Regions from separate parts of the Mus musculus genome. Here region 2 is linked to region 1. A link is a loop called in an ENCODE intact Hi-C map of the cell type or tissue named here. Cell type or tissue: heart. All regions are shown on one strand.

Evidence for each region. A loop is a pair of places that touch in the nucleus more often than their neighbours do. Peaks named below come from ENCODE experiments on the same cell type or tissue, not always from the same donor. Only the 100,000 strongest peaks of a DNase experiment are listed, where the experiment ranks them.
Region 2: a loop joins it to region 1, with 2.5 times the contacts of the local background. A loop is called at or near these places in 3 of 42 quality-filtered maps.

What each region holds. Positions count from the first base shown.
Region 1 is chr3:65,384,159-65,388,158 of GRCm38, reverse strand. It overlaps Ssr3 (signal sequence receptor, gamma), which reads left to right. Exons shown (of 5, transcript NM_026155.3): 3 at 329-427. Among named protein-coding and RNA genes, the nearest start is that of Ssr3, 6.4 kb to the left of the region's middle. In heart, no CTCF peak of the experiment used is centred here; a DNase peak (open chromatin) is centred at 2,228.
Region 2 is chr3:65,973,466-65,977,465 of GRCm38, reverse strand. No RefSeq gene overlaps it. Among named protein-coding and RNA genes, the nearest start is that of Ccnl1, 17 kb to the right of the region's middle. In heart, a CTCF peak has its summit at 2,040; DNase peaks (open chromatin) are centred at 1,965 and 2,575; H3K4me3 peaks cover 1,932 bases; H3K27ac peaks cover 3,395 bases.

The DNA.
Region 1 (4,000 bases):
AAAATAAAATGTAGTTACAGTATTCCTAATTGAATTGTGCTAATAGCATTTGACTTTTATACCCATATTAAATACTTGAGCTTTGGAAAATGCTTCCTTTCAAGCAGAAATCAAATCCCATAACTAAGAAACCACATTTTGAGAAGTTCTTGAACTTCTCTTAGGTTGTGTAGTATAATAAACTCGGAACTTTTTGTTTAGTTGACTTTCTTGAAATATAAAGAGTCACTCAGTTGACAGTAGAAAACACGAGTGCAGAGTGTGTTTTGAGACTGACTTTCATCTCTAGAGCTTGTGGAGACCTTTTCCTTCCTGTGTTCTCTTTCAGAGTGGCACAGAAGAGGGAGGATGCTGTTTCCAAAGAAGTGACTCGAAAGCTTTCTGAAGCTGATAATAGGAAGATGTCCCGGAAGGAGAAAGACGAAAGGTTTGATTGTGTGTGTGTGTCTGTCTGTCTGTCTGTCTGTGTGTGTGTATACACATAAGTTTACACATTAGAGGCCAGAAGACGTGTCAGGTATCAGGTAGTAGTTCCTCTGTCACTTTCCACTGTGTTCTTTGAGGGTCTTGCTGAACCTGGAGCAGCCCACAAGGCTTGGTGGCCAGCACCTTGTCATCTTCTGTTTTCTCAGAGCTGGAATTACAGGACTGCATTCAGGGTGTAATACAGGATAACAGGTGGGGCCATGGCTACTGGGTTCTTAATCTGTCTCTCTACCCCCTTTGACTCCTTATTTAAAGTGGTAGTCAGAAACCTTGGTAGGAAGTCCGTTTTTAAATTCTCATTAAAGATGTTGGGATTGTGTAAATAGTAGCAGTGGTGATGGTAATGGCTGACTTTTGAATTGTTAACCACTAGAGTGTTTTCTTTGGTTTATTCCAAAGAGTACCTATATGTAAAGTATCTGCTACATAATTCCTGCATTTACAGCTCAGGAATCATTGCTGAAGAGGGAGCTCTCTATGAACCAAAGGAACAGGAAGTTTGCTGTGAGATTCTCATCCACTAAAAATGTCAGAGAAGTTACACTCATGAAATCTCATCAACACGGCTGACGTGAACAAGGAAGACACTGATAGTCTGATGTAGAAGGGGAACACCCATGAGGCCCCAGCCCTGACAAAGAGCTACAGGCCACTAGGAATGCTAAGAGCAGCAGAAATAGTCCGTCTTCACCAGGGGAGCTCACACCCATTGGTTATCCAGTACCAAATAGTCAGGTCTGCAAACGTAAACATAGTAACAGACAGACAGAACAGGTGGTATTTATATAGTTAGGAATAGGCATGACATATACCATCACCACCACCAGTTAAGGAAACGGCTGTGAATTTGAAAGGGAGCCCAGGGGCATTCATGGGAGGGGGTGTAGAGAAAAAGGGAAGGGAGACAGATGATATAATTATAATCACAGGCACAAAGACTGAGAGAGTAGGTGCTGTTGTGATCTCCATTTTACACCCAAGGAAAACAGGCATTAGAAGGCTTGGTGACTTGTTTGTTGATACATAGATCCATGGTAATAGACTGTCCAAGTTGGAAGCTTATGCCAGTAACTGTTTTACTGGAATTTAGGAAGCAACAGAGCTTGTATGTTGTTTAACCCAAATCTGTAGGGTACAGGGTATTATGTTAACATTTTTAGTAGTTTTGATATTGAAATTCCCCAGGGGTATCCATGCATGTATGAATACTTGATACACTGTCTGGGGGAAAGAAAGAACTGGGATTGTCCTTTGTTGATTGAGGTTGTGGTGGTATGTTTGTTAACTCTCTTCTCCCTCCCACCCCCACCTCGACACCCCCCCCCCAAACAAAACAAAACAAAACAAAAAAACCCTACATAGTATGAACTGCCTGAGTCCCAAATTGATGAAATAAATTGGTGCGAGGCAAGCAAATCTGTGAGTTTGAGGCCACCCTGTGTACCAGGTGTTTAATAGCAGCATGGTGCATAGTTTACTTTCATGGATCTTAAGCTTTAGCACTGTGCTTTGTGGGACTTTCACTGCATTTCCTCCAGGAAGACTTTGTGTGAGCCTTATGAAGTAATAGAATTTTATAAGACCAAGCAGCATTTAAAAGCAAGGAAAGCTGTTTAAATGAGGACTGTGGAATTACCTCTAGTGTTTGAGCACTGTACTTACTTGTGAGTCAGAGTGCTCAGGAAGCATGTGAGGTCATGCTGGTTTTACTCTGATGGAAAGCAGCAAGCAAGCCCTGCAGAAAGGAAGGCTTCCTGGCACTGGCCCTTGGAAGGACTTTATCAAGTGGATCCTAATTTAAGGAACACCAAGTAACTTAATGAACAATGCTTCTACAGTGGTTTGGAAAGGAACTGAACATTAACAAACTGATTATCTTCTTTGAATACTTTATAAAAATAAGGACTCGATATTAAAATGGCAAAAAAGGCCTGTTGTAGGGAGCAGTAATGAGGGTTGGCTGCATAGCTGGTTTTGCATAATTTTGAGTAGGAATAAAAGTTGGAGAATCTAACCCTAAAAGTGCCTTTGTTGAATTGTGTAGGACAATATTAAATTGGAGTACATATTATTTTTACCTAAATTTCAGAGTACTTGACACATAAATTAAGATTTTGGAGATGGTCATATTGGAAATGGCAAATAGGTCTCAGACTACACCAGTCTGCTGTGTGTATTGTTTTTTCTTCCTGGGATATGTCTCAGGATTTTTTTCAGTGTGGTGTTCAGGTGGTCATCACAAGTGAGTCCAAGCACTGGGAGTCCCAGTCCAAGAACTGGGAGTGAGACCTCTCTGTCATTTGTTAACTTAGCTTTTTCAAAGTTGTCAGGTTGATGTATAAAGTGCATATTATAAAATTTCTCTTGCCAACAACAGAAATGAGTGCTATTAGTATTTTCTTCAAAGATAGTTTTACCCAGGTCTAGACTCATGATTAATCTGGATAACAGATCAGAGACTCATTAAGATTTGATAAGTTGTTTCCAGAGGCTATGTTGCTTCCAAGAGATTTGATGTAAGAAAAGATGCAACAGTTTGTCTTCAAGCTCCATTGATAACTGTTTTGGCATGTTTGTATTTTGCCACTCAGGGACGGAAATAAGCAATGGCGAGTTAGAGATTCAAGCTCCGAAGTGGGACTCTTCTTGGTTTCCTGAAACTCTTTTGACAGTATTATCTGCTTGTAACAATTTCTGTTTAGTCTACTCTTTTCTCCTGTCATAGTTGGCTGTCCCTGAAGAATGATTGCTTGGGAAATACTCTCCTAAGCTAAATTTTCTACTAGTGAAGCTTTTGTAGAGGCATTGGTAATGAATACATTTGGAGTTTTTTTTTTTAAATTATTTCACAATAACCAGTATGTGGTAGACTAGAAATGCTTCAAAGACATTTGGATGGTTCTGGCTTATGTAGCCTAATGTAACATGGGAGCTGGGGTATCATCATGGATTGGATCGTCAGACTTCCATCCCAGTTGTTTTGGAGGTGATTCTGTTTCAGGTCATGGCACGAAGAGAGTTAGGGAGACCTGCTCAGATGTCACTGGGATGATTTAATCAGCAGAATAAAAGCATACCATAGCTCACTGGGTCTTATGCCAGAGTTAAAAATAGCTGTGTTGATTCTGAGTATTTTTTAGCATTCAGGTGCAGCTTACTGTGCCTGATTTCCTTGGAGCAGCGTAAGAGTGTCTTTCCTACAGTTTAGATTCATTTAGTCTTTGAAATCAGAATGTTGTTGGCTATACTTTAATGTGGCATTCTTCCTGTTTCCCAAAGAAGAATAAATTCATTAAGTAGGTGCCATTTATAAGATCAAAGATATAGAGCGTATATATGAGACTACAGATTTTATAGTGAAGATTGGTGATGCTATCTTTATTTTAGCTCCTGTAGCCAAGCTTCTTGAATTTGGATTAAAGCATGTGCTAAGGTAGAAATGTCAATTACTTGTGGTAGTGGGTGGGAGGGCTCTGTATCATCTGACTTCAGAGTAGAATATCTTCCTGGAAGG
Region 2 (4,000 bases), 590 kb before region 1:
GCAGAATTTTTTTTTAACAGAGCTTCTATGATGATACAGACATAGGCACGCCAAAATACACAGATCCAGGAACCATTTATCTTAGGAAAAAAAAAAGGTTTAGGACCCCCACTCCTCCCCACCCCCTTTATTTATTTATTTTTTCTGTTTTCATTATCCAGCTACCAACTATCATTAAAAATCAACATTTTTGATTTATGAGTTAGGACGTCAAGCCAACACTATTATATTTTAGTTAACGACTACCTGTTTTACATTAGACATTAGCTTCTCTTTTTTAAATTACATATTATTTTGTAGGATGGGAGCACACTCATGTGGAGGTCAGAGGACAACTTGTGGGAGTCCGTTTTCCCCTTCCACCATATGGGGTCCAGGATCAAACTCAGGTTGTCACACAAGTGCTGTTAATTACTTCTGAGGTAGCTCGAGTTGCAACTTGATTTAAATCCCTGGAGGAAACACATCACAAACGTGTGTTTCCCACAATAACTGTTTTTAATTTGGAATTCCGTTTTCTAACATTTCAAACCACTGTTCATCCCGCTGGACTTTCTCCTGTTCTAGATTCTAAGTAATTTACACTTAGAATCCCCACTTCCCATTCCAAGCTGGCCCACCTCTCCCTCTCCATCCACCCAGGCACTCTCCTTTCACCGAACATCCACAGTAGAAAGTGGGAAGCATCTCTGTCAAAGGCTTCACCCATGTTAAGGGAGGCCTTAACTGAGCTAAAGCCCCAGCCTCCATATGCATGTGAACTTTTTGTCCCTGCTCAAAACAACAACAGCAACAACAACAACAACAAAAAAAAAACCCTCCTCAAAAAACAGTGGCCTGTGGGAGCTCAGAGAGCCCTGAGGAAGAGGAGGAAGGATTGTAGGCCCCAGAGGGGTCAAGGACACCATGAGAACACAGCCCACAGATCAACTAAACAGGGCTTGTTGAGGCTCAGAGACTGGAGCGACAATCAGGAAGCCTGTATGGGTCTGAGTTAGGTCCTCTGTATAAATGTTATGATTGTTAACAGCGGGAGTGGGACTGTCCCTGACTCTTGTCGGCCCTTAGGACCCTTCTCCTAGTGGAATTCCTCCTCTAGCTGTGATCTGAGGGTCTGTGCCCAGTCTTATTGCAACTTGTGTGTAACTTGTTATGCCAAGTTCTGTTGATATCCCTGGGAGGCCTGCTTTTTTTCTCAAGGGAAACAGAAGCAATGGATCTAGGGGAGAGGGGAGACTGGGAGAAGCGGAGAGAGGGGAAACTGTTCTGTACAGTATAAGAGAATAATTTTTAAATGGCCTGTACTAGGCCAGAATACAACCAACTGAATATAAAAATGGAATCAGTTACATCAATTCCACATCTCCAAATCTAAACTGATCTTCCCAAGAGTCTGGAGCAAGTTCCTGACTGGTCGGTCTCAACAGGAACCAGTCAGTTCTCTCTATTCTAACACTAAAGGCGACCTGAAGTAAAATAATGTTAACCAATTAGGTTTGGGGGTTTTGTCTGCTTGTTTTTGTCAACTGTCAGAATTCCACTCCTGCCTTACAAGAACAGTCACTGTGAAATGTCTAATCGGTTTGCTCTTTCACGGGTCATCAGCACTCCATTCTTCATAAAACTAACTTATTCTGCCTCCGTCTATCAGAACACCCATTTTATAGATGAAATGTTGCCCAATTCTAGACTTATACACAAAACAACTATATGAAAATTCTTTGTCTTTTGACACCCTTATGAACATGTTTTCTTTAACCCTGCAATTTAGGTTTGTGGGGATTTAAAGGGCAGGATAAAAAGGACAGCTCAATCATCAGGAAAGCAGCCAAAGATCTGATAGTGTTGAAAACAAAACAAAGGAAGTGGCAATAGGGAGGGGAGTCGAGACAAAAGGGAATTTAGGAAGTGAACTAATAACAGTAGTAAAGAGAAAAAAGACAAAAGCAGGCAGAGCCTGGGTGGGGGTGGGGCACACTCAGACACCGCTTATTTAAAGGCGCCTTATTCAAGTTGGCCTGAAGGCGGTGGCTTTTGTTCACTTAAATTAGCCTTCTGGCCTTTTTAAGACAATTAACTATTCTCTAAAACTCAGCTGCTTTTCATGTCCAGCCTTTCAAGACGCAATACTTGGATAGGACAATCCAAAAGAAAATTAAAAATTACATTAATCTTTTCAAGCTAGGCTAAGGTGTCTTATCCCAGCCTTCTTACAGAAAGCCTCCACGCTCTCTCCAGTTTAGAGGGAAGGCATAAATACAGCTCAACGTTTCCAAATACATCTAATTGACCTATTTTCTTGTTGTTTCCTTTCAACGGAAGCCCCCAGCTTGGGAGGGGATTAATAATAGTTTCACACAAGAAATGGGTACATTTAAAGTTTGAAGAAACTCTAAAAACTGTTCAATTTAAGTGCTTGGAGGCCAAGGCACAGGAGAAGCAACTGGTCACTCAGCCCACCCCCGAGGCCCACGGCCAGACTGGATAAGGACTCGGCTATTGGCGTCACAGGAGGCTGGCGCTGCGGGGACCAGAAGAGGAGCAGCGTCAGCGCTCGCAGGGACAGAAGCCAGAGAGCGAGTTAGACACGCCCACAGGATGGGAGGAGGGCGCCGCGCGAGCGGGTGGGCGGGGCTAGATGACGGCTTCCGGTTTGTGCACTTCCGCTCCACCCGGTTCTCTCCCCCGCCCAGCGCGGCTCCCTGCTGGCTTTCCCAGAAACTGATCAGTGGACACTCCTCGGGGCTGGATGAGTCCCAACCCGAAACTTGTTAGTCCCAGCGTATGCTCTCTGGCGGAAAAGCCGCGGCTTTTCCTAGCTGGGGCAGGGGACACTAACGTCGCTTGTCTGCCGCTCTGCGGTACCACGTGGTCAGCGAGTTGGGTGGAGGTGGGGGGGAAGGAGTTGCCCTGCCTCCCCCAGTTCCCTGGGGCACAGTGCGGCTGTCCAGTCCTGATCTCTCCAGTGCCCTATTGAGTTGTGGTGACGAAGGTCTTACCAGGCTCCCGTAAACCTTGTTAATATCTTCGTAATGACCTGTTTACAAAATTCACTTGCCCCAGAACATTTACCAGCTTTCCTATCAAGAAGATAAAGAACATGTGATGTCATGGCCTTGGCATTTTGAATGTTCCCAAACGCTTTACTGGAGAGCAGAAACAGCTTTCTCTCCCACAGTCCACGTTGGGACTGAGTGTCCGCAAATCCCACACAACACACTAGAAAATAGCATGCTTTACCAATACTATAGGCTGACGTCTAGGTGTCGAGGTTTTAAGTTTAAAGCCGAGCCACGCTGACTACCTATAGTAAAATTGGCATTATAAACGAGTCACTACAGTACCTACAATTATATTTATTTATTTTTTTTTCTCTTTTCAAGACAGGGTGTTTCTATTTCTGGATGCTCTGGGGCTCTGTAGACCAGGGTGGCTGAAACTCAGAGATCTAGCATGCCTCTGTCTCCCAAGTGCTGGGATTTAAAGGCTTGAGCCATCACCACTCGACTGAAATCTTAAAATTTAGGTGTAAACTGTCCTTTTATCTAAATACAAAATAGTAATCCAGCCAGCACTCCACTGATCTCCGGGAACACTGTAACTAGAAACTTGGTTGCTTCTGAGAATCCAAAGATACACATGAAAACAGTGTGAACTACCAAAAGCAATTTTGTTCGTATTCCAATGTACTCATTTCTAAAGTAGCTGAAAAACTTAGGAATGTAAACACCTCTAAATTGTTTATTGACTGGTAGAAAAAAAAATCTTGTTTGTGATGGTTTGGAGGAGCAGTAGATGAGCAACATCTGTTTCTGAAGTATGTATGCCACTAGACAGAAACAAAATAGCCATCACCAATGCAGGACTTTTCTCTCCAGTGAGGTCAATGTTACAGTGTTTACAACTAAGTCCAACTAAAATTTCTTGCAAAGTACCCTCTGATGTGTTTTCAGGAAGTCTTTTCCTTTAGTTACAAAATGAGTATTGTTCAGTATGATGT